Linked DNA regions of Mus musculus: region 1 is linked to region 2. A link is a loop called in an ENCODE intact Hi-C map of the cell type or tissue named here. Cell type or tissue: gastrocnemius. All regions are shown on one strand. Links, peaks and the distances in the headings refer to the core of each region. The heading gives the core; the rest is flanking DNA.

Evidence for each region. Hi-C counts contacts between places; a loop is a spot of excess contacts. Peaks named below come from ENCODE experiments on the same cell type or tissue, not always from the same donor. Only the 100,000 strongest peaks of a DNase experiment are listed, where the experiment ranks them.
Region 1: it touches region 2 in a loop (4-fold over the local background); 24 of 42 quality-filtered maps call a loop at or near these places.

Annotation. Positions count from the first base shown.
Region 1 is chr1:36,361,267-36,377,299 of GRCm38, forward strand. Kansl3 (KAT8 regulatory NSL complex subunit 3) reads right to left here and starts at 7,915. Exons shown (of 22, transcript NM_001310513.1): 1 at 7,839-7,915; 2 at 6,503-6,768; 3 at 4,216-4,386. The coding sequence starts at 6,717. Fer1l5 (fer-1-like 5 (C. elegans)) reads left to right here and starts at 10,924. Exons shown (of 53, transcript NM_001277076.2): 1 at 10,924-11,109; 2 at 12,420-12,472; 3 at 13,250-13,341; 4 at 13,906-14,014; 5 at 15,463-15,517. The coding sequence starts at 11,025. In gastrocnemius, for the core only: no CTCF peak of the experiment used is centred there; DNase peaks (open chromatin) are centred at 6,646, 7,040 and 7,911; H3K4me3 peaks cover 3,074 bases; H3K27ac peaks cover 3,966 bases.
Region 2 is chr1:36,462,964-36,478,996 of GRCm38, forward strand. It overlaps Cnnm4 (cyclin M4), which reads left to right and starts at 8,634. Exons shown (of 7, transcript NM_033570.2): 1 at 8,634-10,122. The coding sequence starts at 8,730. Gm33454 (predicted gene, 33454) reads right to left here and starts at 8,806. Exons shown (of 3, transcript NR_168706.1): 1 at 8,499-8,806; 2 at 5,396-5,571; 3 at 249-2,645. In gastrocnemius, for the core only: a CTCF peak has its summit at 8,820 (motif pointing left); DNase peaks (open chromatin) are centred at 8,581 and 12,042; H3K4me3 peaks cover 5,064 bases; H3K27ac peaks cover 4,213 bases.

The sequences.
Region 1 (16,033 bases), core at 3,646-11,645, 100 kb before region 2:
ACTAAGTGACCCAAGAACGGAGACGTGTTCTATGCATTGTCAGCTTTGTGGGAGGCTAAAAAATTAAACGGGCAGGGGGAAAGATCTAACCCAATATTAAGATAAAGAGCATGCTAAAGATATCATTTAGGAGCTGATGGGAACTGTGAGAGTCAACAGCCCCGCCCCTCGGGCCTGACTCTGTTTACTTTTCACAACTGCAGAAACACATTTTCTTATTTCATCGGTGACATCAATCTTTTGTCTTCCTTGGTCTATCATTGGAATGATATACGCTGACCTCAGGCTCGGCCTAGTTGAAGAAAGCAAAAGAGCACACTGGCCCTAGAAAGCCTGACTCTTTTTTTCCTTTTTTCTTTCTGAAGAGACAAGGTCTCACCATGTAACCCACACTGGCCTCAAATTTGGATCCTCCTATCTCTATTTTCCAAAGGCTAGGATTACAGACATATCCCACAAAGCCAGCAAACCTAGTATTTTCAAAGGTAATTATTAATTTCCTGACTCTGTTCCAAGGGAGACTGATTCAATGCAAAAATGTCAAAAAGAATCTAAAAGATTTCATTTTATGTGTATGAATGTTTTTGCTTTTATGTATGTATGTGCATGTCTGATACCCAGAGACCAGAAAAGGGCACTCAGTCCCCTGAAACAGGGTTAGAGTGGTTGTAAACCACCACAGGAATACTGGAAACAGAAATCTGGCAAGACTCTTAACTGCTGAACCATCTCTCCGACCCCAGATTTAAAAGAAAAAATATTTTTTAAAAACTGTGTGTGCGTGAATGGGGAGCATGTGATGTATTCAGGAGGGGGCACATGCCACATGCCATGGCACTTATGAGGTCAAGTTTGTGGAGTGGCTTTTCTCCTTGTCCCGTACATGGGCGCCAGCAACTGAGTTCAGGCCATCAGCCTCGGACCAGGCTTCTGTTCTGCCAAAGGCCATCTCACTACCCCTGTCTAATGGAATCTTTTAAATCTTATTTTTCTTTATTTTAGTTTTTGTGACACAATGTCTCTCTAAATAGCCCTGGCTGGAACTTACTAGGTAGACCAGGATGGCTTCAAACTCAGAAATCCTACTGACTCTGCCTCCCACCCACTGGAAATCAAGGTGTACACACCATGCCCAGCCTATAGGAAAGTTTTAAGTGAAAGTCAAATAGGATATGACAAAAGATATCAGAAAAGCTTAATTAAGTCACACAATTAAGAAAGTAAAGAATTAAAAAGGCAAAAAGAAAATGGGCAAGAGGTAAGGAATGAAAGAAAACAACTCAAAGCTCTTAGACTTGAAATATCAAACATTCAACCTGATATATATAATAGTATATAGTCATATAACATGTGTGTATATACATCCAGCCAGCAGTCATATAACATATGTGTGTATGTACATCCAGCCAGCTAACTTCTTTACTATAGAGTATGTGTATATATAGAGTATATATGTGTGTGTGTCTGTGTACACACTCACAGAATAGTATACAGTTATATACAAAATTCAGAAAAGGAGCCGGGCGTGGTGGCGCACACCTTTAATCCCAGTACTTGGGAGGCAGAGGCAGGCGGATTTCTGAGTTCGAGGCCAGCCTGGTCTACAAAGTGAGTTCCAGGACAGCCAGAGTTACACAGAGAAACCCTGTCTCAAAAAACCAAAAAAAAAAAAAAATAATAATTCAGAAAAGGACACTGGGAAGGCTTTTGGTTGCAATTCTAAAGTTCTCATTTCTAAGATAAGACAGCCTACTTTTCAATACTAGATTGTTTTCAAACTAAAATATTAGATGTTTTAAACATCATCTGGCTGGCGGTGGTGGCACATTTTAATCTCAGGATCCAGGGGGCAGAAACCATTTCATACCCACTCTCATTGGAGAAGACTAGGATTGGGTGGTGTTAACTGATTTTGTTTCCTACACACAGAACGAACGAGGTTCTACTGAGTAGTAGAGGCAAGGGAAAGAGCTCTAACAAAGAATGGAAGTTTCTTACTCTAAAGATACAAGCCACTCAGTAGTCTCTCTAAAGATAAATATCTAGATTCTAGGGAGCTGTCCTATAGAGGCGTCCATATTCTCAGTGTGGAAACCTGTAATGTTACATGCCATATGCAGAAAGAAAGGAAGCAGCAATATAGCAATCAAGGGAAAGAGGGCAATAAGAAGATTGGAATCACAGCAGAGGCAACTTCCAAACAAGCTATACAACACCACCGACCTCTTGTTTTTGTTTTGTTTTGTTTTGTTTTGTTTTTCGAGACAGGGTTTCTCTGTATAGCCTTGGCTGTCCCAGAACTCACTTTGTAGACCAGGCTGGCCTCGAACCCAGAAATCTGCCTGTCTCTGCCTTCCAAGTACTGGGATTAAAGGCGTGCGCCACCACCGCCCAGCACCACCGACCTCTTAAGTTAAGATAGTATTATGCTAACAAATACTGGAATCAGCTATCTGCAATCATGACCTACCCAAAGAGATAGCTGAAGGGCTGCTACTGCAAATCAGTGTGCAGTGGGCCTAACAGAAGGATGAGGGCTCACTCTAGAGACCACAGGTGAAGGCACCCTAGTCTACTCGGTTTGCTCATCTTTCTTCTGTAGACACTCTACTCACCCACCCCAATGGAACAAAAAGGCTTCTCTGGATTCTCTACTGGGAGCGGACACTCTGGCCAAGCACTCCAGTGTCTCTTCTGCCTTGTGGTTTTATCTCTCCTTATAAATTAACAAACTAGTGACCATGCATGATGGCACAAACCTTGGCTCTAACAGTAAAACAATGTATAAAAATAAATAAAAGAAAGGCACGGGAGTGACACACACCTATAATCCCAGCACAAGGATTACGAGTTCAAGGTCAACCCTAGCTAATAGGGAGTGTGAGGTGGGCCTATGTTACACCAGAGACCCTGTCTCAAAAAGAAATCAATCAAGGGGGTAAAGACAGTTCAACAATTGTGAGCGCTTGCTGCTCTCAAGAGGACTAGAGTCAGTACCCAGCATCCACATCAGGTAACTCACAAGTGCCTGCAGATCCAGAGGGTCCAACAACCTTTTCTGGCTTCCAAGACACACATGTGGCATACACTGGCATACTATCACAGATATACATACAGTAATATAAAATGTATCTTTTAAAAGGAGTGACTAAAGGAAGGCATTGTAATGTACTATTAAGTCTAATGACTAGCTCCCAGACCTCTCAATCATAACCAAGGGTTAACTAATTTTAAAAAGTACTTCAATTCTCATACATTTATCCTTCATGTTTTTTTGATATATCATTTTTATCTTTTGTTCATTGGTGTTTTGCCTGCATGGATGTCTGTGTTAGCTTGTCAGAAGCCCTATAATGTATAAACTGGAGTCACAGACAAGTCTGAGCTGCCATGTGGGTACTGGGAATTTAATCGGGTCCTCTCAAAGAGCAGCCAGTTCCCTTAACAACTGAGCCATCTCTTCAGGCCCTGTTTCCCACATTTTTAAAAGTTGTTTATTATCATCATCATCATCATCATCATTATTATTATTATTATTATTATTATTATTATTATTATTATGTGTGTATATGTGTGTGTGTGTGTGTGTGTGTGTGTACATGTGTAGGTATGTGCATACAGGTGCCCAAGAAGGCCAGAAGCATCCCCCCCCTGAACCATCTCTCTAGTCCCTCTCATCATTTTTGAAAATTAAGTTCTGTCATGGAGCTATACCTTGAACCTTGCAAAACTATACTTTAAAGCAATTCAAGCAAGCTATTGACTTTACATACGACTCCAAAACATTTATTACCTTAATTGTAGATCATACCATATCATATCAATGCAAACATAAGTTTAGTTTTTTAGGGAGTTTGGGTGGCTCTGAATTATTTCAGTTTTGTGGTGTTGGGGCCTCACGCATGCCAGGAAAAAGCTTTACCACTGTGCAACATCCCCAACCACTCCTTGCTGTAAAAAGAGCTGACCACACTCATCGTAAGTTCAAGTCCTCCTCCTGCCTAGGCCTTCCACGGCGCTGCAACTGTAGACATCTGCCACTGTGTATGCTGGTCAGTGTGCTAGAATTAGGACAGTGAGCGGAGACATCCCCACTGCATGGCCGTAAGCGAAATGAGATGAGCTCTAGTCAACATTTCAATGACAATGATACTACAGAATTACCAAGTACTAACATTAGCTGCAAACTGGCCAATCTATCCCGGACTGGCCTACCTGTTGACATGTTCTTCCCAGTCTTCTGGCGGAGGAGGAGCATCTGCATCTGTCCTGGCGAAGATCACGTGCCGTTCACACTCGTTCATCACACTTCTTGCCTTCTGATTGTCATAAAGTGGAACAGGAGTTGCCGTGACCGTCTCCACATCTATTGGAACGTCTGACTCACTGTAAACAGGTGAGGAAATAGGACCAAGCCACACACACTTCACACAACACAGATGCTTAACCATCAGCTGGTTGCCAAGGTTTAAGACATGTCTAATAAACATGATTAGCTTTAAATGATTTTCATATCCACAGTCATTACATCCTCTCATCTAGCTCTCTCCTCTCCCTGCTGTGTGCCTGGGAAAGGCAAGGTCATTACACTTTCTGTGGCTTTGTTTTTTTTGTTTTTTTTTTGTTTTTTTCTTAAAGTTTCATCCTGGCCTGGAACTATGTTGCCCAGGCTAGCCTTGAACTCAGCCGTTACAGTTTAAGATTTTAAATGCATATATGTGGGTATGCACATGTGAGCTCCAGTGTCCACAGAGGCCAGAGACATCTGACATGGGTGCTGTGAGCTGGATTTGGGTCCTCTACAGGAGCAGTGTATGATCTTAACTGCTGACACATCTCTCTCCAGCTCCTAGCCTTAACCTCTTGACTCTGCTCTTGCCTCAGCCTCACCAAGTGCTGGGATGATAGGCATGAGCTACCACACTTGGCTCCAAAGTCTTTTAAAAATGCAGCTATATAAAAATAAAACAATTTAAAAATTCAGTTCCTAAGGGCTGGAAAGATGGCTCAGCAGTTAAGAGCATTTGATGCTCTTGCAGAAGACCCAAGTTTGATTCCTAGCACCCACGTGGGGTGGGTGACACAACTGTCTAATTCTAGCTCCAGGGAGATCTGATGCCTCTAACCTCTGAGGACACTGGTATTCGATGAACATACCACACTCATAAACACAATTAAAAATAAAATAAATTTTCCAATACAGTAATTTGGTTCCTAAATCACTGATTCTCATCAAAAATAAAAGAGTCATTAAGATACAAACACAAAGCAGGAAGTTTTATATAGTTAAAAAAAAAAAATTCAAATTCTACTTAAAGGCGGTTTTCAGTTATCCCCAGGCCAGAAGGATCAGGATTATGCTAGAATGTTCCCCTAAAGTCACGGCTCATGGACGATGAGGAAACTGAAAGCCAAAAACCTGTTACTATCATTAGGAAAGAAAAACTCCTCTGAGCTGGGAGGTATTACAGGTCTGCACTTGGGAGGCTGAAGCAGACAGATCTGTGAGCCAGCCTGATCTACATAGAGAGTGCCAGGATGGCCAGGGCTACATAGAGAAACCCTATCTTAAATAAGCAAACTATTACTCTAAGCCACAGCAATGACTGCAATCGGAACGTAGGGAGGCTGCCAACCTGAACTACACAGCAAGCTCAAAGCCAGCCAGGGGTACACAGTAAGACCCAAGTGATGGAGGTAACACAGATCTATAATCCGAGCACCTGAGAGGTGCAGGCAGGAAGATCAGAGTTCATACTACTTACTGTCTGGAGAGAGAGAGAGGGGTGTGTGTGTGTGTGTGTGTGTGTGTGTATAGAACCCAAATACAAGATCTCAACTCCCACCAAAACAAAACAAAAATAACCTGTGCTTGAGGAAAGATTAAACATGAAGTCAAAACAAACACAAAATCTCCTATCTTAAAATTTGTAATGATCAGAAAAAGAGTGTCTCAACAAATCCTGATACGAGTGAAGTCAGAAGGTTCAAAATTAATTAGTTAGGTCAAATATAATCAAATCATTTATCAGAGAGTACATTTTTGAAATGTTCTTGCCCCCTGACATAGGGTGGCTGGAAAGATAAAGAGACTTACTTAGGAAGGGTTTAGATTAACCCACAGGTGGCTTTTTGTAAGGAGGTAAGAATTGAAAGCAATGTTTTGGGAACTGTCTCCCAATCTGTGCACTGAAGCCAGAGACTCAATGATAGATTGTAGCCACTGCCAAACAAACTAGATGCTGCAGTAAAGGGAAGAAGGAATTATCTAGTTACTGGGAACTAAGCAAGCTAGGCTGTTTTCCTTTGCGCATCTCCCTTTCCTAACTCATGTTTGGCAATGTCTGTGTAGGTGTCCAACTTTGCCCTGCCGTTCTGATGCTGCTCATCCAAGCTCTCCATTCACCCTGCAGCCCCAATCACTCCTAAGAACATCTAAGCCCCGCCACGCATCACTTCCTTAAGAAGGAAACCCAAACTCACATGGTATTCTCAAACTCACATAGTATTCTCCTGCTGCCGACGGGGGGTTACAAAGAGCATGCGGGTGGGGCGGGCACTACTGGCATCTGGGTGGGCACTCCACGGTTTTGCATAGCTATGATCCAGGAAAACGAGGTCCAGTTCCCGCTCATGCACTGAAAGCTGGAAGAGCAGGGAGGTACCCATCCGCCGAGCTGAAGTCTGGAAGTCCCTCTCCCCACCCCGGTGGGCCATGTCAGTAGTCAAGCAGCCAAGTCAGGGTGTGAATATCTGCATGCTAGTCACCTGCAGTGAAAGGGGGCTTGTGAATTCAATAGCTTCCATTTCTCCCAACTTTCACTATCAAAACATGTCTTTATGCTCAGCATTCGATCTTTGATTATGCACATCTATGTGTCCTCCCACACCGCCACCAAACAGAACGGTGCCATACACAATTTTATAACTGTAAACTGACAAGACTCCACAGTTCACAAAAACATGACCTTTGCAATTGCCAAGGCGTGGTGACGCACGCCTTTAATCCCAGCACTGGGGAGGCGGAAGCAGACGGATCTCCGGGAGTTCAAGGGCAGCCTAGTCTACAGAGTGGGTTCCAGGACAGCCAGAGCAATATATTGAGATCCCATCTCAAAAACAAAAACCTAAATTTGCTGGGCAATTTTCTTCCTGGGTGGTAAAGGTTTTTGCAAACCAGAGGGATCACAAACATGAATTCATCAAAAGCTAAAGGTCCCTACTTTTCGTCCCCTAAACAGGACGTGGGCAGGGCTGGTCTGCTCGGGTGGCCCCAGCACAACAGGCGGGCACCGCGGGCCTCCAAGCTTCATTGCTTTGGGCTGAGGTCAAGGGGACTCTCCTAGGGTCACGCTCCACCAAAGGTTTGCATCAACCTCATGGTACTCCGGAGTTTTGGGAAGAGAAAAACTAGAGCCCGCCCTCAGCCCGGCCGGGCCCTCAGAAGGCCTCTCCTCCTTCGCCCTCCCTCGGCGAGGCGCCCAGCAAACGGCCCGCTCCTCTGAGAGGTTCCCGCCACGGAACCGCAGAACCTCAAAACGGCCCACCCGGGCGGCGGCCCCGGAGCCCGGACGACTCGGCCAAGGTCATCCCGAGTTCCCGGCGAGGAGGAGCCGCCCGGCCCCACCTCCCCTCCCGGGGCCCTCCTCGGCCTCGCGCCTCGGCCGCCCCAGCGCCGCGTCTGCCTCCCGCGCCCCGCCCGGCCGGCCCGGCCTGGCCCGCGGCTTCAGCCCCCGACCCCTCATGCCCGCGGAGCCCCGAGGGCTTCTCCGAGCCCGCCGCCCAACGCCTGGAACCCCACGGGCCACCACCCGCGCCGGGGCAAAACCGCGTCTCACCCGCAGTTGTCGGCCGCGCGCTCGCCCGAGCCGGACCCCAATGCGCGTGCGCCTTACCTCCCGGCGCCTTGGGCTCTGAGGAAAACGCGGAAGCAGATCGCTCTCCCGGAACCGCGCGGCGGCGAGCGGCAAAGCCCGGAGCGGATCCGCGCCCGGGACCTGGCTAACCTGTGGGGAACGCGGAAAGCGCGCGCGACTCCCGGGGCAGAGACGTTCTCCCTCTGCGTTTTCTGTGGGAAAAGTGAGGACAAAGAGCAAGATAGTTCAGACCACCCCAGCGCTCGGTGTCCCCTTCCCTGTTACAGAGCTGGGTTCAATTTGCAGTGTGCGGGTGGGGTTTATTTCAGCCCATCGGGGTTTATAATCCTAGCACTCTCTGGAGGCTGAGACAGGAGGATCGAGGTGAGTTCCAGAACAACCTGAGCTACACCATGACACCCTGTCTCAAGACCTCAAAGCAAACCAGAGAGATGGGGAGATGAAGAGAGGGAGGGAAAGCTTTGCAGAATGTTGGGATACAATTCTAGGGCTCTGCGGAGTTTAATAAGAAACTGGTACAGCTCAGACTAGGATGAGGTGGAAGATGAGGCAGAGGACAGATGTAAGGTTCAATTTTTTTTTCCCCCAGGTTTTTTTAATTAGGTATTTAAAAGGATCTTTACCAATCCTAAATCAGATAGGGGACTAATATCCAATATATATAAAGAACTCAAAAACATGGACTAAAGAAAACCAAATAACCCCATTAAAAATGGGGCTCAGAGCTAAACAAAGAATTCTCAACTGAGGAATACCAAATGGCTGAGAAGCACCTGAAAAAATGTTCAACATCCTTAATCATCAGGGAAATGCAAATCAAAACAACCCTGAGATTCCACCTCACACCATCAGAATGGCTAAGATTAAAAATTCAGGTGACAGCAGATACTTGCAAGGATGTGGAGAAAGAGGAACACTCCTCCATTGCTGGTGGGATTGCAAGCTTGTACAACCACTCTGGAAATCAGTCTGGTGGTTCCTCAGAAAATTGGACATAGTACTACCAGAGAATCCAGCAATACCTCTCCTGGGCATGTATCCAGATGTTCCAACTGGTAATAAGAACACATGCTCCACTATGTTCATAGCAGCCTTATTTATAATAGCCAGAAGTTGGAAAGAACCCGGATGTCCCTCAACAGAGGAATGGATACAGAAAATGTGGTACATTTACACAGTGGAGTACTACTCAGCTATTAAAAACAATGAATTTAAGGTTCGACTTTTAACTGCTTGGCTCAGCCTTTTTCTCAACTTTGAAATGTGCAAATGCCTAAACCCTGATTCACCAGGTTGCCAGGGGAATGCAGTCAATTATTTCTGCCACCTGTCAAGAGCTCCATTGATTTCTTGATGGCAATTACTATGAGCGACCCCCACCTCCCGGTCTTAGAACTCAGTGTTATTGGTTGTTTTTTCATTTATGGAGGGGATGGAGAGACAGGGTCCCATGTATCTCAGGCTAGGCTCATTCTAGCTATGCAGCCAGGGAAGACCTTGAATTTGGTTGATGGTTTGGTTCGATTTGGGTTTTGATTTTGTTTGGTTGGTTGTTTTTGTTTTGTTTTTGTTTTTGTTTTGTGTTTTGAGACAGAGTTTCTCTATGGAGCCCTGCTGTCCTGGAACAAGCTCTGTTGGCCAGGCTAGCCTCAAACACAGAGATCCGTCTTCTGCGCATGCCCACCACTTCCTGGTTGCCCTTGAACTTCTGACTCTTCTGCCCCTCTTCTTTTCAAGTGTCCGGATTATAGGCCTGCACCACCATAGAACACTGTTTTAAACACTCAGTTGCCATCCCATTTAGGCTTAAATAAGGTAGAGGGGTCGGGAAAATTAAGCTACAAAATGTTTCTAAGTGTACAACGACTGAAAATTAATTCAAGGGGTGTAACTGGCAGTTCATGACTCACATCCACAATGTCACTGCAGCCTTGGTTCTGAGCACACAACATGCACTTTCGCACGGCTCGTGCCATTTAGCTAGCTAGAGTGCCAACAAATCTTTCGAAACCCCTTGGCTCAGATTTTAGACTACTGTATGTTATCAATTGCAGTGTTTTTGCTGTAGACACAAAGTTTTCTGCTCTTACAGAAACCTGATAGTTTTATTACAAAAACAAAGGCTCTTAATATTTTCCTATCTTTCAGCATGTGTCAAAGTAGCATTTCTTTGGATTGTGACAGAATGCCTAGTCTTAGAAATTGCATTTTGAATGGCTGACTTGGGCTTCCTAAAACAATCGTTAAGTGAATTTTAGCTTGGTATCAGGGCATACTGCCCAATCATTTCTGAGAACACTTCTGCCATTTTATAGCCTGTCTTTATATGAAGTAGCTTTCTTAGCATTAATTACTATAAAATCAAACTACCTATCCCCTCAGAGGCAGAAGGATTAGGAATTCAAGAACAGCCTCAGCTATACAACAGTAAGTCAGAGCCAACCTGGGCTATGTGAAACCCTGTCCCCCAAATTAAAAAAAAAAAAAATCAAAGGAAAAAAGAGGCCAAATGTTTTACTTTTCCATTAGAAAGACCTCCCCTTGGGTTAGAGATGGTTCAGGGGTTAAGAGAACTGACTGTTCTTCCAGAGGTCCTAAGTTCAATTCCCAGCAACCACATGGTGGCTCACAGCCATTTGTAATGGGATCCGATGCCCTCTGCTGGTGTGTCTGAAGACAGCCACAGTGTACTCATATACATAAAATAAATAAATCTTAAAAAGAAAAAAGAAAGCCCTCCCCCTCCCGTGAGGCATCATGGATTTTCCTGTATATAGATCTTGATGGTCTCACTTCTTGTATTTTCTCATCTAAATTGCATGATTTTGCCAGTAATTCATTCCAGACAGAAGAGAATTCTGTGCCTGACTTTGAACTCAAAAGGTCAGTAACAGAAGAAAAGGAAGGAGGAGTCCTCAAAGCAGGGAGGTCGATTGTCTGTGTGGGCCTCAAGCCACTTGTCTTATCTACACTCTGTCATGCGTCCTTCACCTCCCAGAGATTCTCTTTGGAACCAAGAACCTCTTATCTCTGTGATGTTCCTCTTGTTGCTAAGCTCCACTCACCCTGTGAACCTGGGACGGAGGAGCTCCAAGGAGCAAGAGGTGGCCCTGTGCAGGGAAGGAGGAGCGGGAACAAGCGTCCAAGATGCTGAGGGTTGTTGTGGAGTCCGCTTCGATTAACCCTCCCCTCAGCACCACACCCAAAGCTTTCGTAACTGTCTACTTCAGAGGTGAGAACCCAGTTCCAAAAGGCTACCTGTTCGGCATCAAAAGGTCAATTCCACTACATGAATGATGTCCTGGGGAGATTGTTTGTTTCAAAACCCGTTACCAAGCACCTAGCATCTTGGGAATGAGAAAATCAAGTCCACTGAAACAAAGGCAGTGTTGCTGGCCCTCTGTATCTGTGGACCCTGCATCTGGGAACTCAGAGTCAAAAATACTTAAGGGCAGGCAAGATGACTCATTGAATAAAGCAAATATCATTCCTACACTCCATTGGCCAAAATGAATCACAGTCCCACATGGCTTTGAGACTCAGGATACTATGTGCTAGGAAAGAAAGGGAAATAAAAATAGAGTTGCCTGCTATGTAAGTGTAGGGGGCCTTGGTCCAGTCCACATGTGCTCTTTGGTTGGTTAGTTCAGTCTCTGTGAGCCATCTGGGCCCAGGTACTTGACTCTGTAGGTTCTCTTGTGGTGTCCTTGACCTGTTCTCTCCCTCAATCCTTCCCCAACTCTTCTACAACATTCCCCAAGCTCCTTCTAATGCTTGGCTTTAGGTCTCTTTGTCTGTTTCTGTCAGCTTCTGGATGAAGCCTCTCAGAAGATAGTTGTGCTAGGCTCCTATATGCAAGCATAGCAGAGGAGCATTAATAGTTCCAGGGGTTGGCTCTCTCCCATGGCACGGGTCTCAAGTTAAGCCAGGCATTGGTAGGGCATTCCCTCAATCTCTGCTCTGCCTTTATCCCTCACGTCTAGTAGGAAGGACACATTTTTGGGTAGAAGGTTTTGTGGCAGATATGCTGCTTCATCTTCATGTAGGTCCCCTAACAATTGAAGTGGGGGCTCTCTCTGACTCAGATGCCTGCCTTCAGATTCCCTTCTCCTAGCTGGACTGCCTTATCTGGCCTCAGTGGGGAAGGATGCACTTAGTCCTGCTGCAACTTGATGTGTCAGGGCAGGTGGTACCCAAGAGAGGCTTCCCCTTTTCTGAGGAGAAGGGGAGGGGTAGTAGGGAAAGGGGCTTAATGGGGGAAGTGGTTTATGAGGGTGGGACTGGGAGGGGAGGAGGGGGCTGCAATCAAGATGAAAAGTTAATTAATTAATTAATTAATTAATGGAAAAAAAAGAACAATAGGGTTATCTATCCCACAGAGGGATAAATTTGAACTACCTGAGAAAGAATGCACAGATGCTAAGTTACAGCTGCCAGCTGACTTGACTTCTGGGGTACCCACTCCACCTCTGTTGACCCCATTCAAACCCAGACACCGGCATACTTCCCCCAACTCATCCCAGCCCCTTGGTGTCTTTGCAGATATGATGAAAAGAACTCGAGTGGAGGAAGGACATGACCCCATATGGAATGAGGTAGACACTCCGTGGCCATCCTGGAAGAGGAATGAACACCTCCAAGAGCAAAGGGGCAGGGCCAGGCACTAACCTGGTGCCTAGGGAGTCTCTCACCCAAGTTTCTTAAGACTGAGGCAACTTAGCCTAGGTTAGCCTCTGATCTGAAAGGGCTGCAAAAGCCCACAGCTGTTCTTGATCTCTCTCCCTCTTGCCTCTGGGGACGCACCACATCATGGCCCATGCACTAATCCACTGACGCCATTTGATGAATCCTAGAATCCCGAGGCAGAGCCAAGGCTCCTTGTGCAGCGTCCTCTCTTCTCTTGGTCACTCACATTGTCTCACGAGACAGTCACTCCACTTCTAACATGTCCAGGAGGCTTCAGCACAGGAACACACGTGGGAGAGCCCACAAGTGAACAAGGAAGTCAGTGTAGACAGGAACACACGTGGGAGAGCCCACAAGTGAACAAGGAAGTCAGTGTAGTCTCCTTAGGAAAGTAGACACAGCAGAGACTCCTGAGGTCCAGCCCATCCCCAGATCTGCCCTCACTTCCCAGAAGGGTGGATGAGGATTGAGGAGGTAAGATGTCGCCCAGCTTGGTGTCCCACACTCTTAATCTCAGCACTCTTGCGACTGAGGTAGGAAGACTGCTGAGCTCCAATCTAACCTGGCCTACCTAGTGAGTTCCAAGGCCATCCAGGATACATAATAAGGCTCTGTCTCAAAACACCCAATTTCAAAATGAAGGAAAGTAGCAACAGAAAATACTGATTTCTTTCTGCCCCTCACAGACCCTAATCTGGCACCTCTGGAATCAGCCACTGGAAAATGACTCCTTCCTGAAAGTCATACTTCAGGACTCGGTTTCTAAAAAGAAAGAAAGGTAAGGCAGAAAGAGGCAGGAAGAGCCCGGCTCACATCCCAAAGCCACAGCGGAGCAACTGCTAACCCATAACTAATTCAGACGAAGAGCCAGAACCCCTTGCACACAGTCAAGGAAAACTGGAGGGTGGTATTAAAGGGGAACCAAGCGATGAGGATGGCCGAGAATGCACACTTGGATGCCAGCAGCAGCTCTGATTTGAAGCTTCAGTTCTTGAATGTTGGCCTGATCCTAGCCTCCGGTTGAAACCCAACTCTCCTATCCATCCCAGATTAACATTCCCTTAGGAGTGAATGCCCGGTACACTGTAGGGCTTTTCCAGCACGTAGAGTCTGGTTGGTCCATCCTCGATCCAATGATGTCGTTTTCTTGGGATTTCCTAAGGAGCTTCCCATAGAATGTGGGGAGACCCTACCCCCACCGGTCTCCAGTGGATGCTCTGCTCACCTGGATTCTTCCGGTTGTGTGTGGTGGTGGGGGATCATCCCCAGGACACAGCCTGGGACCCAGGAGGAGCCCTCTGTCCTGCCTGGGAATCTCACACCTACCCCTTGCCTCCCTCAGGTTCATTGGCCTGGCCACTGTACCGCTCAAGCGGCTGGCACAAAGACCGAAAGAAGTCATGTTTGTGAGGGACCTGATCCTGCTCAACCATTCCATGAAGCCCACTAACGTGAGTCAGGCACCAGGCAGCCGAGGCAGGAGGAGCATGGGCTGCTGGTATAGCTGAGCTTCTCGCTCCAGGAGGACCCAAGTGCTCGACCACAAAGGAGTCCCTTGTACCCTGGAAGGGCCTGTCACACTGCTGTTATCACACCATCCATCTCTCATCCACTCTTCCATCGCCCCAGGAGTCAGTCCCGGTGCTAGGCACTGGGATTCCAGACTGACTGTTGGCAGGCAGGGAGGAATGGGAAAGCTTTGTGAGAGAAAAGGGAAGAAAAGGGAAGGCTTCAGAGGGCCCCGATTGAAGGCTGCTGCTTTGGGGAAACCAAAGTCAGGCTCACCCAAGCGATTGGTTTGAAATTCATATTTGGCTTTTCCTGGTTGGACCTATGAGATAGAAGCCTAAAAACCTTAGTTCAACCCCAGGCCCCACATGGAAGCAGGAGGATAGTGACTCCCAAAGCTGTCCTCTGAGCTCCACACTTGCTCCTTGACACAAACATGTCCCCCTCATCTTACACAACATAAATAAGTAGAAGTTGGATCATCTGCCATCTCGCTGTTTATCGAATCCTGGCCATTGGGCGCTGACAGTCACTGTTTGGCTCCTTGGCTTGTTATTAGAGATGACAGACTGACTTCCTAGAGTGTAGCATAGGGCAGGCTGGCCTCCTGGACTGCTTTCTGTAGATGACAGATTGGGCTTCTGAACTAGTGGCCACAGAGAGAATCCTGTTATATGCAGTGTAGTCACAACCCATGCGTATATCCAGTCTCTCAGAAGGACATGAGTTTGTCTACTCATCCAGAGAGGCAGGTCCCCCTGCAGAAGGGCATGGAGGAAAGGCAGGTTTAGTTTAGGGAGGGCAGGCTGCCGGTGCTATTGGTACAATGTGAAGTGTAGACAAAACAGGAGCCAGAGGCAAAAGGGCTTGTGGTGTGTGCTGCTAAGACTTGTTTCTAGTCATTTAAAGAGGTAGCGGGTATTCAGTGGGCAATCCTGAGGAATAGTCTGGAGATAGGTGGGTCGGTAAGGAGTTTTTGAAGGAAGGATATCAGTTAAGAGGTAGCAATAGAAGTTTTCCTAGATCAGGAGACATTGAAATTGCCATGGGTGATCACCCTAGTTAGAACCATGGTTCAGGACTGGCCCTGAGTCATGTTTCCCTCTTCTCTGCAGCCTCTTGGGTCCTCTGCCATTGATATCATTATAGTTCATTTATCTTCCAAGCCCCCTTCATTGCAACCCATTACTATCTCTTTACCAGTCTGTGGCTGCAAACACACGTATACACACACACACACACACACACACACACACACACACACACACACACACATGCATTCACACACATGCAAGAGGGGTCATGAATCCAGCCAGACTAGAAAGGCTGGTGCTATAGCTTATTAAGGATTTCAAGATCTGGCTTCCAAGCCCCTCCCTTTGCTTTGCAGTGTACTGTCACCCTACATGTGGCCCAAATATACGACCAGGATACTGAGATGACAGGTATGTCTTTTTCTAGGGCATTACCAAGCATATCTGAATGGGTTCTTTGGGACCTTTGAAACCCAATTCTTTTTTATTTTGTATTAGATATTTTCTTTATTTACATTTCAAATGTTATCCCCTTTCCTGGTGAGACCCAATTCTTAAGGCCTACCAAAAGACTATGACCAGGGTCCCTGGAAGTTGGGTTTTTGTTTTGTTTTGTTTGTTTGTTTGTTTTCAAGACAGGGTTTCTCTATATAGCCCTGGCTGTCCTGGAACTCACTCTGTGGACCAGGCTGGCCTCGAACTCAGAAATCCGCCTGCCTCTGCCTCCCAAGTGCTGGGATTAAAGGCGTGTGCCACCACTGCCCAGCTCCCTGGAAGTTTTATAGACCTAATGGTCACATCAAATTCCATCTGGCTAATGCCACTGTTCTAGTTTGATTTCTATAAACGCTACAACCAAAAGCAAGTTGAGGAAGAAAAGGTTAATTTCCACAGTCCACCATAAAGAGAAGTCAGGATAGGAGCTCA
Region 2 (16,033 bases), core at 5,135-13,134:
CACACATATACACCTATACACACACACACACACACACACATATATATATATATATTCACATATACACACAGTATGTCCACAGCACACACACACACACATATACAAACACATATAACACACACATACATACCACACACATATACACACATACACACATATATACACATACACATATACACACACAGCACACACATACCATAGACACACAGCACACATACATAGCATACACATATCAACACAAAGTTAAGTTAGTTTTTTTAAGACTTTTTATTTAATTATGTATGTATGTGAAGCCCAAAAAAGAACATGAGATTCCCTGGAGCTGGAGTGACAGGCAATTATTAGCAACCATCGTGGGTCCTGGGAACCCAACTCTTGTTCTCTGTAACAGCGGTACACACTCTTAACCACTGGGCCATCTCTTCTGCCCCCTATGTTTTTATTTTAACTTTTTATTGGTTCTTCGTGAATTTCACATCATGTACCCCAATCCCACTCATCTCCCCATCCCTTCCTATCCACCCCCACCCTTGCAAACCTCCCAAAAGAAAAAAAATCTCCTTGTGGAAGCTGTGGTGTGTCACAGTGTGTCCCACAGTGCACCCTTTTGTCCATACTTCTTTACTTGCATGTGTCCATTGCAATGCATCATTGGGCTGCTTCGAGACCTCTGGCTTCTGCTACACTATTAATACTTGATCCTCGCTGGGACCCCTCTTGGATGTCCTGTTGTTGCCCTGTGTCATGGAGGTCCTGTAGCTTTGGATCTGCAGTCCCAAACCCTCCCCAAACCTCAGCAGTTCATAGCTGGGGTAAATAGATGTTGGGCTGGGCCAAATCAAAGCCGTGGATCTGGGCCTGGGTGGTGGCCGAGCTGGTCAGCCTGCTGGCTCTCCCGAACCCACACCACCAGGGTGAGCTCTCCAGTTCTGCCCTGCTAGCTCACTCAGAGCTGAAGCTGGCAATGGCTGCTCTCACACCCTTGGGGCTGGTTCACAGGCAACTCTTTTTTTTTTGGTTTTCGAGACAGGGTTTCTCTGTATAGCCCTGGCTGTCTTGGAACTCACTTTGTAGACCAGGATGGCCTCGAACTCAGAAATCCGCCTGCCTCTGCCTCCCGAGTGCTGGGATTAAAGGCGTGTGCCACCACGCCCTGCTCACAGACAATTCTTGCAACCATGGCCAGCTCCCAGGTGTAACTATTTAGTTCTTGTTTGGCTTGAAACTCCCGTATATAACATAGACACCAGGCTGACCTCAACTCAGAGATCTACCTGCTTCTGTCTGATGAGTGCCAGGATTAACCATGTACACTGCCATACCAGCCTGGTCCTGGTCAAGCATAGGCCTGGAACCCCAGAGACCTGGTGGGTGGTGAGTTCCGCCTTCATGGGGACCATAGGAGTTTGGCCATGCCTCCTGGGTCCCTGGCTCCTGTCACAACTACAGCCTCCCCCAGCCCCCTGCAGAAAGGTGTGTGGACATCAGTCATGTAGGCAATGCCCCAAGGTCCTGGTATTCTGTCAGGACTCCACCCCCACAGTTACCTGGCAACAGCCAGGTAGCCCCAGCCCACTATAAAAGGAGCTGCTTGCCCCCTCCTTACTCTCTTACCTCTTACTCTCTTGCTCCCTTATTCCCCCTCTCTCCACCTTCCCTTCCCGCTCCCAACCCCTCCACGTGGCCATGGCCAGCCTCTACCTCCCTATTCTCTCCCCCTCTCTGCCTTTCTACAATAAACGCCTTAAAACCATGGACCATCTCTGCTCATCTGGACCGGCTGTGCTGGAGCAATGGAGCAGGTCTTCCGCTAATGAGCCACACATGTAACCTCCCACCAGGAGACCTCTCTGCGCTGCAGGCACAACTGCCAGCATCCAACCCGTTCTCAGTTCTTCCTCGACATACAGCGGCATCTGGGATGTCCGAGAGCAAGAACCTGTTGTCCCTGGCCTCCGAGCAGACCCAGGGACCCCAGAACTGGCTCTTCTGTTGCCCCCAGAGGTATCTGTGGTGCCCGAGAGTTGGAGCCCAACTTCCGCAGGGACACCAGACTGCGCCTTCCTCGCCCTCAGTGTGGGATTCCTTGGCTTCTCACATTCATGTGGCAGCCTGGGGTTGGCGCAGTCAAACTTCCCACGTCCACCTCGCCTATTGGCCCTCGCCCCGAGCGGATGCAGGACGCCATTTTTACCCCACACATCACCATGACCAACTTAAAAGTCTTTTTAAAAGACTAAGGAGATGCCTCATGTATGGTGAGCATCCAATAAATGTAGTAATTCCAGACTCAAAAGGTAGAAACAGGGGATCGATCCCCCAGAGGAAGCTGGCTATAGTGTGCTTGTTTGAGAGACCCTGCCTCTGCCTTGCCAAAGGGTTGCAAAAGCATGAGAGTTTGTGGAGTTTCTTTCTATTTAATTTTAGCCAAAGCCAGGTAGCACTGGAAGGACCACACATCTTCATAATACTTCTCTTGACAATTTTCTTTCTTTTTCACCATGCTGGAGATTGAACCCAGGGCCTGGCATATGCTAGGCAAAGCAATCCATTATGAAACTGCAGCACTGGCTGCCTTGCAGTGATTCCATGCTCTTCTACATCCTAGAATCTCGGGGTCCCGGGTCATTCAGACGTTCTGCTTCCTGTAAACCGAAAGAGAGATTACTGATCGCTGATCAGGAGGCCCTACAAGGTGACATCCTTTGTATTTTCTGCTATACTTTTCAGGTAAGGCTGGCCCTGTCTGCTAATTATTTGGGATAAGAAGCATGAGGTAAGACAGACAAACAGATAGTGGGAAACAGACTTGCCAGTGCCAGGAGTGAGTTAACCCATTGACCTGCTTCAAATTCGGGAAAGGGTCAGACGGTAGTCAGGTGCTAGGAGCCAGTGATCCCAGGCACTTTGCTTGTACTCCTTTGTAAATATTTACCATTTGTTATCTTGGTCTTCCGTTTTCTCTAGTGATCCCTAGCTAATCCCTTACAATACAAAAAGGTCAGGGCTAGGGACATAGCTCAGTGGTAGAGCATTTCTTTATGTGTACGAAGCCCTGTGTGTTCACCTTGAAGAGGTGGGTGTGTTGGCACATGCCTGCAATGCCAGCTCTCAAGAGCTTAATAGGGAGGACACTGAGTTCAAGGCCAGCCTGGATTACAACACAGCAAGACCCTGCCACAAACAAATAAAAAGACAACCTGTTGGACAGGTGACAATTAGATCACAGTCTTACCTAGGACTTGCTTCAAGGGCGTATACAGAGCTAGGGATGTAGCTCAATGCTAGAACACATCTGCCACACAAGTAAAAGACTTTAGCTTTGATCTCTAGCCCAAAGAATCAAAAGAAAGGGACAGACAGACAATCTTTGTGTGTTTTCAGAGGCAGAAGAAAACAGTCTTGCTTGGGTAGCCAGACTTGGGAACAGTGGGTATTCCAGTGTGTATGTGGTTGGGGACAGAAGTGGGAAGTGATGAATCCCAGCTGGGGTCTGTGGAGACCCTTGGATCCACGTAACCTGGTGCCCTTCACAGGGGTTCTGGACAAGCAGAATTTGGGGGTCTCCTGGATACTGAATAGTAGGTAGTCTTCTCTCTTCCTGATTTTCTTCCTTCCTTCCTTTCTTTCTTTGTTTCTTCATCTTCTTCTTCTTCTTCTTCTTCTTCTTCTTCTTCTTCTTCTTCTTCTTCTTCTTCTTCTTTTTGGTTTTTCGAGACAGGATTTCTCTATATAGTCCTGGCTGTCCTGGAACTCACTCTGTAGACCACGCTGGCCTCGAACTCAGAAATTTGCCTGCCTCTGCCTCCCAAGTGCTGGGATTAAAGGCGTGCGCCACCACGCCCGGCCTTCTTCCTGATTTTCTAAGACTTCCAAGTTCTGACCCCTTTGTTCTGTGAAGACTGTTCCAGTTTACCTCTACCCAGCATCACTGCCTCTGGCTTCCTTTCTCTCTTCCCCACAGAGGCCAAAGTGCCCAGATGGGATCTTGTTCAGTCCTACATGACCTTTCTCTCAGCTTCTCTCTCCTTCCCCATCATTCTATGGATCTCGCTCTGGAGAAAAGGGAGATCTGTGTGGCCAGGGGTCGATGGAGACACACAGTGATTTTAAAAAGAAAAAAAAAAAAAGTAAATGAAGGCATCTGGGGAGGAACCTGCTATTATTGTTTTGCTAAATGACCATGTTGCCAAACTGCCTTTTAAATATTTATATGTATAGTCATGGATTTGTGCTGCTCTCCCCTTTGGTTGGAGATGCTTCTTTTTGCAAGGGGACCTAAGTAGTCAAAATGCTGACAGTGAGCATATCTGAATGTTTGGCCCTGAATCGGACATCTATACTAACACCTCTCTCCTCCATAAGCACCATCAAGGTTCAGAGGACATCTCAGAAGAGCAGTGGCCAGAAAAGGAATGAAGAGCGGAGGGCAGAGAGCAGAGCTGTTTTCTGGGCAAGCCATGGCCACTACACTCACAAGAACTAAGAGCAACTAAGAGTGGTTGTGGTCACCGCCCTAGATGGAGCCAATCAAGTTTTCAGAATAGATAGAGGGACAGGCTCCTAAAATCCTCCAGCCCTAGATGAGAAGCTATTGATAGCTGGCTGGCAGGGAAGCAACAGTAAATGCTCTTTGTGAGTGCAGCCTCTGGTTGCCTGCCCATGGAGCTCCGCCCCACACTCTGTATGAGCAGCACCAATCAGACTCAGTGGCTTAGGAAAGGGGCGGGGGATGAAGTTGTAGGTTAGAGGTCCAGGGGGAGTAGATGTGGTCAAAATACTTTGACTGTATATACAAATAGAGTCTCCCCCCCCCCGCCCCAAGCAAGGAGTAAGGGCGTGTTCTCTCAAAAAAGCATTTGTCTCATGTGGTCACCAAACACATCTATTGAATTCTTGCTATAACCTGCGAAGACCTGAACATCATCGCACACGGCACACAGAACCCAAGGCCTCATGGGCCTTCGGCAGGCGACATCCTCCAGTACTGCTGCAAAACTCTGACCAACACAGGGGCGTCCATCTTTCTGTGGTTCCGCTCCCAAGGAGAGTACCACGCCAGGTGCCCCAGGGACCTTTGAAGCCTACTTACCCAATTGAGGCTTGGCATTCCTGCCTGAGACACTCCTCGGTCTGGCCCCTCCCACCTGATGTTTTAGCATCATTTACTTTACTCTTGACATTTTCTACAATGAGGTCCCCACGCCCACCCTTGCTGGGATGCTTTGAGTTGGGACTTGAGCTGGCTAATTTTTGGCCTATTTTTGTACTCCTGTACAGGGAAGAAGATTCACTTCTCCCTGTCCTCGTGGGACAATGCAAATGGCTTGGACATGTCCAAATAACATATGTAGGCTTATGTGAGGGCTAAGTGCACAGGCTGGGCTATACATACCGATGATGGCTTGCACCATCCCCTGATAAATGCATCCACAGTCCACAGCCAGACTATCCACTCCAGGGCCCACACAAGCCCCAACAGACTTCCAGTGTGGGTTCAGGGCAGGGCTTAGGCTCTGGGCATGAACAGAAAGGCTGCTTCTTTGCCCACAGCTCCTCCATCTTGGGAACCTAGAAGGTGAAGAGACTAAGAACCTAGCTTGGAAGAGTTAGATCCTCGTTTGCCGATTCAGACCCCAGTATTAACATGGTACCAGGGACAAGACAAGGAGTGAACCCTCTTAAGAAGACAGTGGGAGAGGTAGACATACTGCCCTGTACTACACTCAGACAGGGCCATTCAGGACCAAGGACCTCATGACTGGAGAGTGTCAATCACTCATCACCTAAAGAGAACCTTTACTCAGACCCCTTACTTGCAAAAGGAGGCAACTCAGATGAGTAAGGACTTGGCACAGAGAGAGAGAGAGAGAGAGAGAGAGAGAGAGAGAGAGAGAAGACTGGTGCCTTTCCCTGTCCTCCAAAACGGACGTTTCTCTGTTCGCACAGCCTAGCTGCTGTGAGCTGTGTGCCCATCCAGGTTGCCTAGATTCTTTCTTAATATTACTTAATGAGAAAGTATGGCAGATAGATACCCTACCTAGAGGGGCAGGATGACAACCACAGCCCCTGAGCCACAAGTCTGACGTCCTCCAATACCTCTTACATTACCATTACCACTGTTTATTAACTATTGTTTACCTATGTGTATGAAGGTTTTGTCCGCATGTGTTTATGCATAGCATGTGTGTATGCATAGCATGTGTGTATGCATAGCATGTGTGTATCCGGTTCCCTCAGAGGACAGAAGGTATTGGATCCTCTGGAACTGGAGTTACAGACTGTTATAAGTCACCATGTGGGTGCTGAAAACTGAGCTTGTCTCCTGTGGGTCTCCTGCAAGAGCAACAGATGCTCTTAACCACTGAGCCATCTCTCCAGCCCTGAATTTCACTTACTTCAAGGAGTCTATTCTTATTCTCCTTTGGGAATCCAACTGTGAGTTAACTTGACTTTAACAGACCCCGTTTCTGTTCCTATCTAGCAACCATTGTTCTGTCTTGCTTTTCTCTCCCTGCTCCTTCCCTTCGACTTCCAAGCCAAGTGGCTCAAACACTTATTTTTCTTTCCTTTGTTGGCTTCTGTCGCTTAGATTGAGTGCCTACCTATAGAGCACGAGTAAATACAGACCCGAAAAGGGCAAAATGAAAATAGCCTCTGGAATGATGATGAGGCCTGATAGGCGCTTCCAGGGACCTGGGGTTGCTGTCAAACAATCCGGGCGGCTCTTCTGGGTTGTCAAAGACAGGGAGGGGGCAATTGCCCAACTCCTGAGGGTACTGTTCACTAAAAAGCTGGTCTTCTGGCCTCACTCTGTGTGTGTGTGTGTGTGTGTGTGTGTGTGTGTGTGTGTGTGTGTAAGGTGAGGCACCTCCTCACAAGGAACTTCCTCCAGCTGGCTGTTTACAGAACCCACCAGCACAATGCCAGAGCATTAAGTCAGCCTCTGCTACCCAGCCTCCCCCACAACACTGCATGAGTGTTCCATTATGTTTGGATTTTTGCTGCTGGTATTGATTGTTGCCTTAATTGGCAGGCTGTGTACCAAAGTAAAAATAAACACAGGGGTTTGTACAGAGACATAGAGAAGGACTGTGTCTCTAGGGCCAGGAGAAGCCCTGCTGGGAGACCCAGGGGTCAACCCAGGCCTTGTGCTTAGTATAGCTCTTGCAACTGAGGTAAGGATGTTTGTCATCCGTGTCCTGCCCTTCACAGGGTGGACAGCTGTGGGTGGATAGCTGTGGTCATCCCCACACACTGAGTTCATAGCTGCCGGATGACATCCAAGTGGGGCTGACCAGGAAGCAGTGATCTCAAGGCTAGAACAGCAGCCCCACCCCTCAGTTCATTTCCACAAGCAGCTGCCTCAGCTGGCCAGTCACCACAATTTGGGGTTAAGGGTATGGTCCTGAAAGAGCAGGCAGCAACAACTATTACTACACAGGCAAAGACTATTCACAGAGAGTTGTTATGTCATATTCGGTGTGTAAGCCAGTTGTTCTCACGTGCTTAGCCAGGTGATGCTGTGTTATCACTCTTCCTGCCGTCAAATTAAAAACTAAAACCATAACTAAACAATAAAATCAATCCAGGCATGGTGGTGCATATCTGTAAACCCTGCACTTGGGAGGTAATGGACATAGGATCGGGAGTTCAAGGTCAGCCTCAGATTTGAAGAGTTCAAAGCCATATCGGGCTATGTAAGACCTTGTCTCAAAAAAAAAAAAAAAAAAAAACAAACAAAAAACAAAAAACAAAAACAAAACAAAAAAAAAAAAACCAGTCATTCTTACCGCCATTTACAGACAGGGACTAGGATTAACGGTGAAGATCTGAAAGGCCTAGGATTTTGTGCCTAGGTTCAAAATTTGCATCTGTAAGAAGTAAAACACTTAGTGTTCCTGTGTGTGTTTACTTGCTTATTGCGCTCCCCCTCCTGCCCCCGTATGGCTTGTCTTGTTTACTGCCATTTTTCTGATGATAGGCTGTAAACTAAAGATGTGCAAGAATTTTGGCTTGTTCATTGCCGTATCGTTAGAGTATGAAACAAGAGTACATGTTCAATGAAAACTCATCCCTAAATAGAAATGACAGGTGAAAAACCTAGGTCAGAGCCTGGTCCCTCAGCACCTTAGGGGTCTAGACAGAACCGAGGAGTGGGCTGGGGGACTTCGGGGGCAGTGACAACCTATTTCTGGCATTGGGTCAAGGTCAACGAAAATCCCAGAAGTAAGGAGGCTGTAACGCCAGCCTGAACCCTCAGGTTCCCTTTTCTTTTTCTAAACCAGGAAATGCATTTTTCTCGCTGTGCCCGCGGAGAAGCACCACCCGCCCCAGAACGGAGCGACAGAGTGCAGGGGACCCGGAAGCAACCGAGCGCGTGGGGCTTGGGAGCCGGGCTCCCTAAGGAGGAGCGCGGGAGAAGCCCGGTGCCGCGCGGAAGCTTGGCTGGGCGCACCCCCGCTGCGGGCTCCCGCGCTCGCCCCGCGCCGTTCTACCTTAAGGGCGCAGACCTCCTTAAGCCGGGCGCGCGAGCCGTGGGTAGGGGCGGGACATCGCATGCAAATAAGGGGCGTGGGGCGGCGGGGCGGGGCGGGCGGGGCGCGGTCTGACGTCAGGTCCTCGGCTGGGGCAGTTGGCGCGGCGGCAGCGGAGCGGCAGGAGGGCAGGAGCGGAGGCGCCGAGTGAGGCGCGCGGCGGGGCGCGGGCAGCGGCGGGGCCGGAGCAACATGGCGCCGGGGGGCGGGGGCGGGCGGCGGGACGGCTGGCCGGCCCGAGGGCGCCTCCTCCTGGCTGCGCTGCTGCTGCTATGGACGCGGGCGGCCAGCGGCCAGAGCAGCCCCCAGCAGAGCGTGATCCTAGGCATGAGGCTAGCGAGCTGCAACAAGTCGTGCGGGATGAACCCGGATGGCATCATCTTCGTGTCCGAGGGCAGCACGGTGAACTTGAGGCTCTATGGCCACAGCCTGGGCGATATCTCCAGCAACCTGATCTCCTTCACCGAGGTGGACGACGCCGAGGCGGTCCACAACTCCACCAACTGCCTGGAGCTCACCAAGGACTTAGTGGTCCAGCGGCTGGTCAACGTGAGCCGCGGGAACACGTCGGGGATGCTAGTGGTGATTACCAAGTTCCTGCGGAGGAGCGAGAACATGAAGCTGTACGCGCTGTGCACCCGGCCCCGGGCCGACGGGCCCTGGACCAGATGGACGGACAAGGACTCCCTGCTCTTCATGGTGGAGGAGCATGGGAGGTTTCTGCCGCTCTGGCTGCACATCCTTCTCGTTATGGTGCTGTTGGTGCTGTCGGGCATCTTTTCTGGCCTCAACCTGGGGCTTATGGCCCTGGACCCGATGGAGCTGCGCATCGTGCAGAACTGTGGAACTGAGAAGGAGAGAAAGTATGCTCGCAAGATAGAGCCCATCAGGCGCAAGGGCAACTACCTGCTCTGCTCGCTGCTCCTGGGGAACGTGCTAGTCAACACCTCCCTCACCATCCTTCTAGACAACCTCATCGGGTCTGGCATCATGGCAGTGGCCTCCTCTACCATTGGCATTGTCATCTTTGGGGAGATCTTACCTCAAGCCCTGTGCTCCCGGCACGGGCTGGCTGTGGGTGCCAACACTATTGTTCTCACCAAAGTCTTTATGCTCCTCACTTTTCCCTTGAGTTTCCCCATTAGCAAACTCCTGGACTTCGTCTTAGGTCAGGAGATTCGCACTGTTTACAATCGGGAGAAGCTGATGGAGATGTTGAAGGTGACAGAGCCCTATAATGACTTGGTGAAGGAGGAGTTAAATATGATCCAGGGTGCCCTGGAACTAAGGACCAAAACTGTGGAGGATATCATGACCCAGCTACACGACTGCTTCATGATCCGCAGTGATGCCATTCTGGACTTCAACACCATGTCGGAGATTATGGAGAGTGGCTACACTCGCATTCCTGTGTTTGAAGATGAGCAATCCAATATTGTAGATATCCTGTATGTCAAAGACTTGGCTTTTGTTGACCCGGATGACTGCACCCCGCTCAAGACCATCACTCGCTTCTACAACCACCCGGTACATTTTGTTTTTCATGACACCAAGCTGGATGCCATGCTAGAGGAATTTAAGAAGGGTAAGGACTGGTGTAGCTCCTGGTTAAATGTCCTTTTGATACCTCTCGTTCCCCTGAAGCATCCCCTGCATGCTCTCTGTCTGCAGGTTTTACTCTTCTGTTTGTGCGATTTATTCTGGGTCCCCCTGTCCATGGCTTCCTATGCTTCTGGTGTGAACGTTATCAGGCGCAGCAGAAGCGGTTCTCAAGCCTTTGCCTTCTGCCAGGCACTGTGTTCTGTGCTTAGTTGAATCAAAGCTGAAGGAGATACACTTGTCTGGAGCTGGTGAAGGGAGACAGGGTAAGGCTCATTCATGCCTGAAATGAGGCAGCCACCAGGCCTCCTGGGTGGGTGGGGAAGTAGCCAGGGAGCTGAGGATGTTGTCACAGGGGAAGGCACATTTGAGGGGAATCTTAAAAGATGAAGTGACTTGGGCCTGGGTCACACCCCTCTTGTGAGGAAGCCAAGGATTCGCTTGTGGTTCAGCAGGTGGTTCTGTCTAGTGGACCTTCTGGCTCTGCTGGTCCATGGCCATCAGGGGACGGGTTGGAGTTTTGCACACTTTTCCCCCCCGAGTTTGTTCCAGGTTTGGAACTGTGTGTCCTCACCAGGGTAGAACCGTCAGTCACCCTCCAGCCCACAAGCAAAACTGGGAGGTCTCTCCTCGGCTCCCAACTCAGAACAGTGCCAACGTGCAGTTCCCGCTGCTTAGCAGAAGCGTGGAGAGCAAGCTTTGGTTATTGTTCCATCTTTCCCAAGAGCCAAACATAAACCTGCCCCCAACTCCCAGTCTTCAGGGGCCCTTGCTCTGTGTGTGCTCTCTCGTGTGTGCTTGGCTAGCTCCCAGGTAGGTAGGCACTTAAGAGGGTTTACTCCCCAGCCTCCAAGCTCAGACAGGGCACACACCCTTTGCCTTATTCCCAACAAAGACTTCTTCCCTCTTCTACTCTGAAACCCTCAAAAGTAGCTGTGAAACAAGGTTATCAAGTGAAACCCTCCTAGGCTGAAGGAGGTGAGGAGGAAGAAAGGGCGACTCTTTAGAGAAGACCCCGAAGCTCGTTCTGTAGGGACCTTGCTTCATAATCCTAGACCCAACCATCCTCCTGTATGTAGAGCTGTCTCTGGCAAAGGCTCAAGCTGGGAACCACTAGTTGTGGATAAGTCCGGGGTCATTTCTGAAACTGGAAGGTGGTGGACAGTCTTGAAATGGGATCAGGAGAGAAGAGATGGCCTTACCAGAAGGTGCACTTGGGTCTGGGTCAAGGCCAAGGAGGCAGGTTGGTGCTCTCCCTTTGAAGTTTTCTACACAGATCTCAGCATCAGAGCAGCTGAGGGCATCTTGAGGACTGTAAACCAGGACAGAGATAGTCTGGGTGGCATGGAAGGAGATTTAGTGGTATAGACCCAGGAACCTGTTTTGCTCGGAGTCTGAGTAGAAACATTGGGGACTGTGTTTCGACTCCCATCTTGCAACTGGGGAACCTGAAAATTTCTCTGCAGTGGCTTCATTTGGAACCTGGTGAGGACTCCCATGACAGCTTCTTTCTTACCTGCCTCTGTGGTCTGAGGTGGTTTTCTGGTGACAGATATACCCACCAGTACCTCCCCATCAGTTTGGTTAGATCTGGATCCAACTAGTATGAATTGGCTTAACTTGGTGTCCAGCTCTTGATCAGCAGGGATGACCTCTGTTCTGTGGGAGAGTGCAGGGTCTGGGTTTTGGACTCTACTCTGTCCTGTGAAGAAGTGTCCTTCACTGAGCTGGAAAAGCAGAGCTGGCATCTCTTAGGCCAGAGTTGTTCTGGGCTGAGCCCTACCCCCACAGTTTGGTCCACCAGACTTTCCTTGACAGAGGCTTGTGGCCCGAGTCCAGGCCTTAGAGTGTGGAGCCCAAGCAGTTCACGGAAAAGCAGGAGCAGTCTGTCCTGGGGGTCAGGGAGATGAGAGTGTGACACGGTGGTCACTCCTTATGGACAGACCCTGGGCCATGTGTGGTGCCTTCCTGATCTGGAGGATTTAGGAGACCAGTTTTAATTTAGTAAATTATCACAGAGGTGTCTTGCTATTGCCCGTGCCTCCCTCCCGCTGAGTGGGCTCTCCTGGGTCTTTCCATCTGGGGTCTACCCCTAGTCTGACGCTGCCCAGGCTGTGACGCATGCCTAGTGTGCATCTTACAGCTTCTAAGATTTTCTTTCCAAAGTTAGTGTCTGGAAGGCTCTTCTGTTTTTGTTATTAACAAGGAACAAGTGCAGCTCACCAGCGTTATGCCAGACAGGGTGGCATGTTTCAGGGTCTTTGCTGGATCTTTCACCCCCAAACTGTATGATGGCTCTGGACCTCACTCTGCCGGAAGCCTGACTGGCTGAAGCCTTTCTGTCTGTCGGCCTGAGGTTTGTTTTCTTTTGAGTCAGCTTTCTTACTTTGGAGCTGAGGCTGGACTGGATTGTAGGTGTGTGCCCTAAGCCTACATCTGTAATTTTTTTTTTTTTAAAACCAGGTTCTTTAATCCCCACTCCCCAGCTTTGCAAGTTCCATGAGTGTGGGGCCCTGCCTTACTGGTTTTCACCACTGCAGGCCTGGCCAACAGATGGGGCCTCGGTGAACGTTAGTTGTACAAATGAATGGATGATTGTCTGCCAGGCTGCTTGAGGCTTCCTGTTCCTTAAACACACCTCGGCACTCCCAGCTCTGGGGCCTTTGCCCTAACTGTTCTCCAAGAGAGTCAGTGTGGCTTCCCTCCCTAATCTGCCTCCTCAGCATTGGCTCTATGAGACCTTGCTGTCACCCCATTTAAGCCTGTAACCCCAACATCTCTCTTGACTTTCCCAGCCCTCTCCCTTGTGCTCCGTTTTCCTTCTCAGCTCAGGGGCTCTGTGGTTTGCCAAGCCCTCGTCTCCACCCAGTACAATATAAGATCCAAAGGGCAGGCGCTGTGCTCCGATGGTTGTGTCGATAGCTCTGGTATGGCCCTTGGCACACAGTAAGGCCTCAATAAAATATTACCCAGTGGATGAATAAATGAATAAAGGACTTGTCAGATTTGGGAGAAAATTATTGCTATTTTAGAAGCTTCAGAATTATGAGACATTTATGAGAAGGCTAAGTGAGGTTCTGCCACATCTCAGTGTGCACCAGGAAAAGCTCTGTGTGTGTGTGTGTGTGTGTGTGTGTGTGTGTGTGTGTGTCTTGATTCCAGGCATGAAGAGTTTGGGGCTCTGAGTGTGACATTCAAGGCCCATTGCTAGTCATGCCCCTTTGCCCGCTGCTAAGCCATCATTGGCCCTAGGAGGTTTTACCCAGCCTCCCTCATTAAGATGGATCATGAAATGCCCTGCACAGCACAGGGTGCGGGGAGCTTGAACTCCCCTAGGATTAAAGCAGAGAATCTTGCTTCCTGCCTCAAGACAGTTAACATTAGATGCTTTTGAGCCCTCTTACCACATTCAGTAGAGGTTCTAGGGGCCCTCAGGAGTAAGACTGTGTTTGGCATGAAGACATGCCAGTTAATCCAGGCCACCCAGATTCACGGAGTTTGAACCTTGGCCCTTCTACTGGAACCTCGCCTAAAACTGTTTGCAGTACTGGGTGTTGGGAGTGGGTTTGTCCCAGCTTGGAATCCTGAAACGAGAAAGTCGAGTGACTCCTAGGCCAGTTTCCATCTGACTTCCCCTTAGATGCTTTTACAAGCGCTAAGGCAGAGTCATGAATGACGCACCCCGCAACCCCAACCTCAAGCCCACCTTCCAGTTCTTCTGTGCCCCTTCCTGGGTAGTCCCGCCCCTCCCAGCCCTTAGCTCATCTTTAACTATCTTATCTCTCCCCACCCACCTTATAACCCTCTGGACCACTGTATATTGAGGGATATAAACACTCCACCCAGCCAGAGCTGGGGTTATATTCTACCCAGCTTGGTCACTAGCCTATGACGTGACCTTGAACTAGCTAGTACTCCTCCCAGCAAGTTAGCAGGGTGTAATTTGGAGAAGAAAGCAAGCTAGAAATATTTTCATTTAAAAAAAAAAAATCCCTCCCATATTCCTGTCTGTGCCACGTCAGATTTTCCCATCTACTTAATTTGTTCCCAGAATAACTATAAAGTCAAGGAAAAAAAACCACTGCCTGAGTTTTGCATTCACTCTTAGTTCCTGCCATCTGACACATCTTCAGTGATTTCTCCTGTTCCCTGCCACAACTACCTGTTCAGGCATTTTTTCAATAAACATGTAGCTTTTTGCAGCCCGTGTGTCAGACATAGCGCTGGCTGTGGGGAGTCAGAGACGTGTCAAGTATTCACAGCTCACAGTCTACCAGGGAGACAGACACTCGACCAAGGCTTGGTCGTACAAACACACAGATAGGGCAGGCGGGGCACAGATGTTGGAATGTCTGAGGTGTCTGGTTTGTGATTTGGGGATGATAATGTGATTTAACTGTGATAGGGAAAGGAGAAGAAGAGTCAGTCAGGTGAGAATGGAGCAGAAGGAACTAAGAAATCTCTCTCTCTGTTGCTCCTTTGCTCTGCACCATAAACAACCAGAGCCTCTCACACTTGCTTCCATCACCCAGACTTTTTATTGAAAATTAGCATTTCCTTTCTAAAGTAATTTCCTGTGCATATGTGTGTGTGCCTGTGCCCCCGTGTGTGTTTATGTATGTGCTGTGTGTGTGTGCGCGCGCGCGCGCGTGCATATATGCACTGAAACTTAGGAGTTCTTTCATTCTGCCATTGGTTCCAGAGACCAAATGCTTTTATTCCAGCATCTCACTGGACTGGTTTTGTTTTCTTGAGACAGTGTCTTACTAATACTAACACTTATTAATGAATAATGTAGCCCACTGACCTTAAACTCACAAGGATCCTCCTGCCTCAGCCTTCTCGGTTCTGGGATTATAGGCACCAGTCACCATGCCAGACAGTCTGCGTTTCTGACAGGGTTGAACTAAGATGGCGTTTCTGTGGACAAGTGTAGCCCACACTACTGTGTTGAGTGTCTAGGCACCTGTACAGGTGAAATGCTCACTCGGGGCTCGGGAGGAAGGCCAGGGCCACTGCCAGGCTCATGGAGAAGGTGCAAAGGTGTCAAGGACCGTCCTGGGCTCGGCAGCAAGGGGAAGCTTGGGACGAACAGGCTGTTGGGTGGGACATCTAAGCCAGGGGCTCAGAGACAGCTGTCCAGCTGGCATCCATCAGCTCCTCCTCAGTCAGTGATTTGATCTTGAGGAGCCGCATCTGTGAGTGATGGTGGCTGTCTGTGTGAATGTCACTCTGGACATAGGGCATCGGTCCCAAGTGTGGGCAGGTGACAAAGCCCTTTGCCAGCCAGGCTGCTGTCTCCTTTCTGTCTGCTTCTGTGCTATGAGAAGGGGCAGAGCTCTGTGGAGCAGGCTGGCACTGTGCCACCTGCAGGCTGGTTCCAAGGAGCAGGAGCACAGTGGTCTTGGGGAACCTACTGTCTGACAGGCCTCCCCTAAACTAGTTGTGGGAGGGCCAGAGGATGTTGTCTGTGTCTGGCCCTAAGAAGAGCTTCTTAGCATTCCAGCACTGGCTTTGCAAAAGACTCATTTTTTTTAATTGAAAGCGTCCAGCTCCAGTGGTTTCCTGACACCACAGGTCAGGATAAGGATCACTGAACAAAGTTTAACATGGAAACAGATGAGCACTGAGTGCACAAGGTCACAGAACAGCACCCAACATGGGTGGGGGACAGTGAATGAAGGGAAGGGACCTCTGAGAGGAGGCTCTCTTGTCACTAGAAGTCTGGAGAAGCAGTGAAGCAAGAGAACCTTTCAAGACTCTTTCCATGGGCCACTAATTCACACACCTCTTGGGATGGCTCAGAGACTGTCAGATACGAAATGGCCTCACTGGTCTTTTGTGGGCAAGAGTACCTGTGCCTGTTGTGGCTGCTTTTCAGCTCGTTTGGCTTTGAA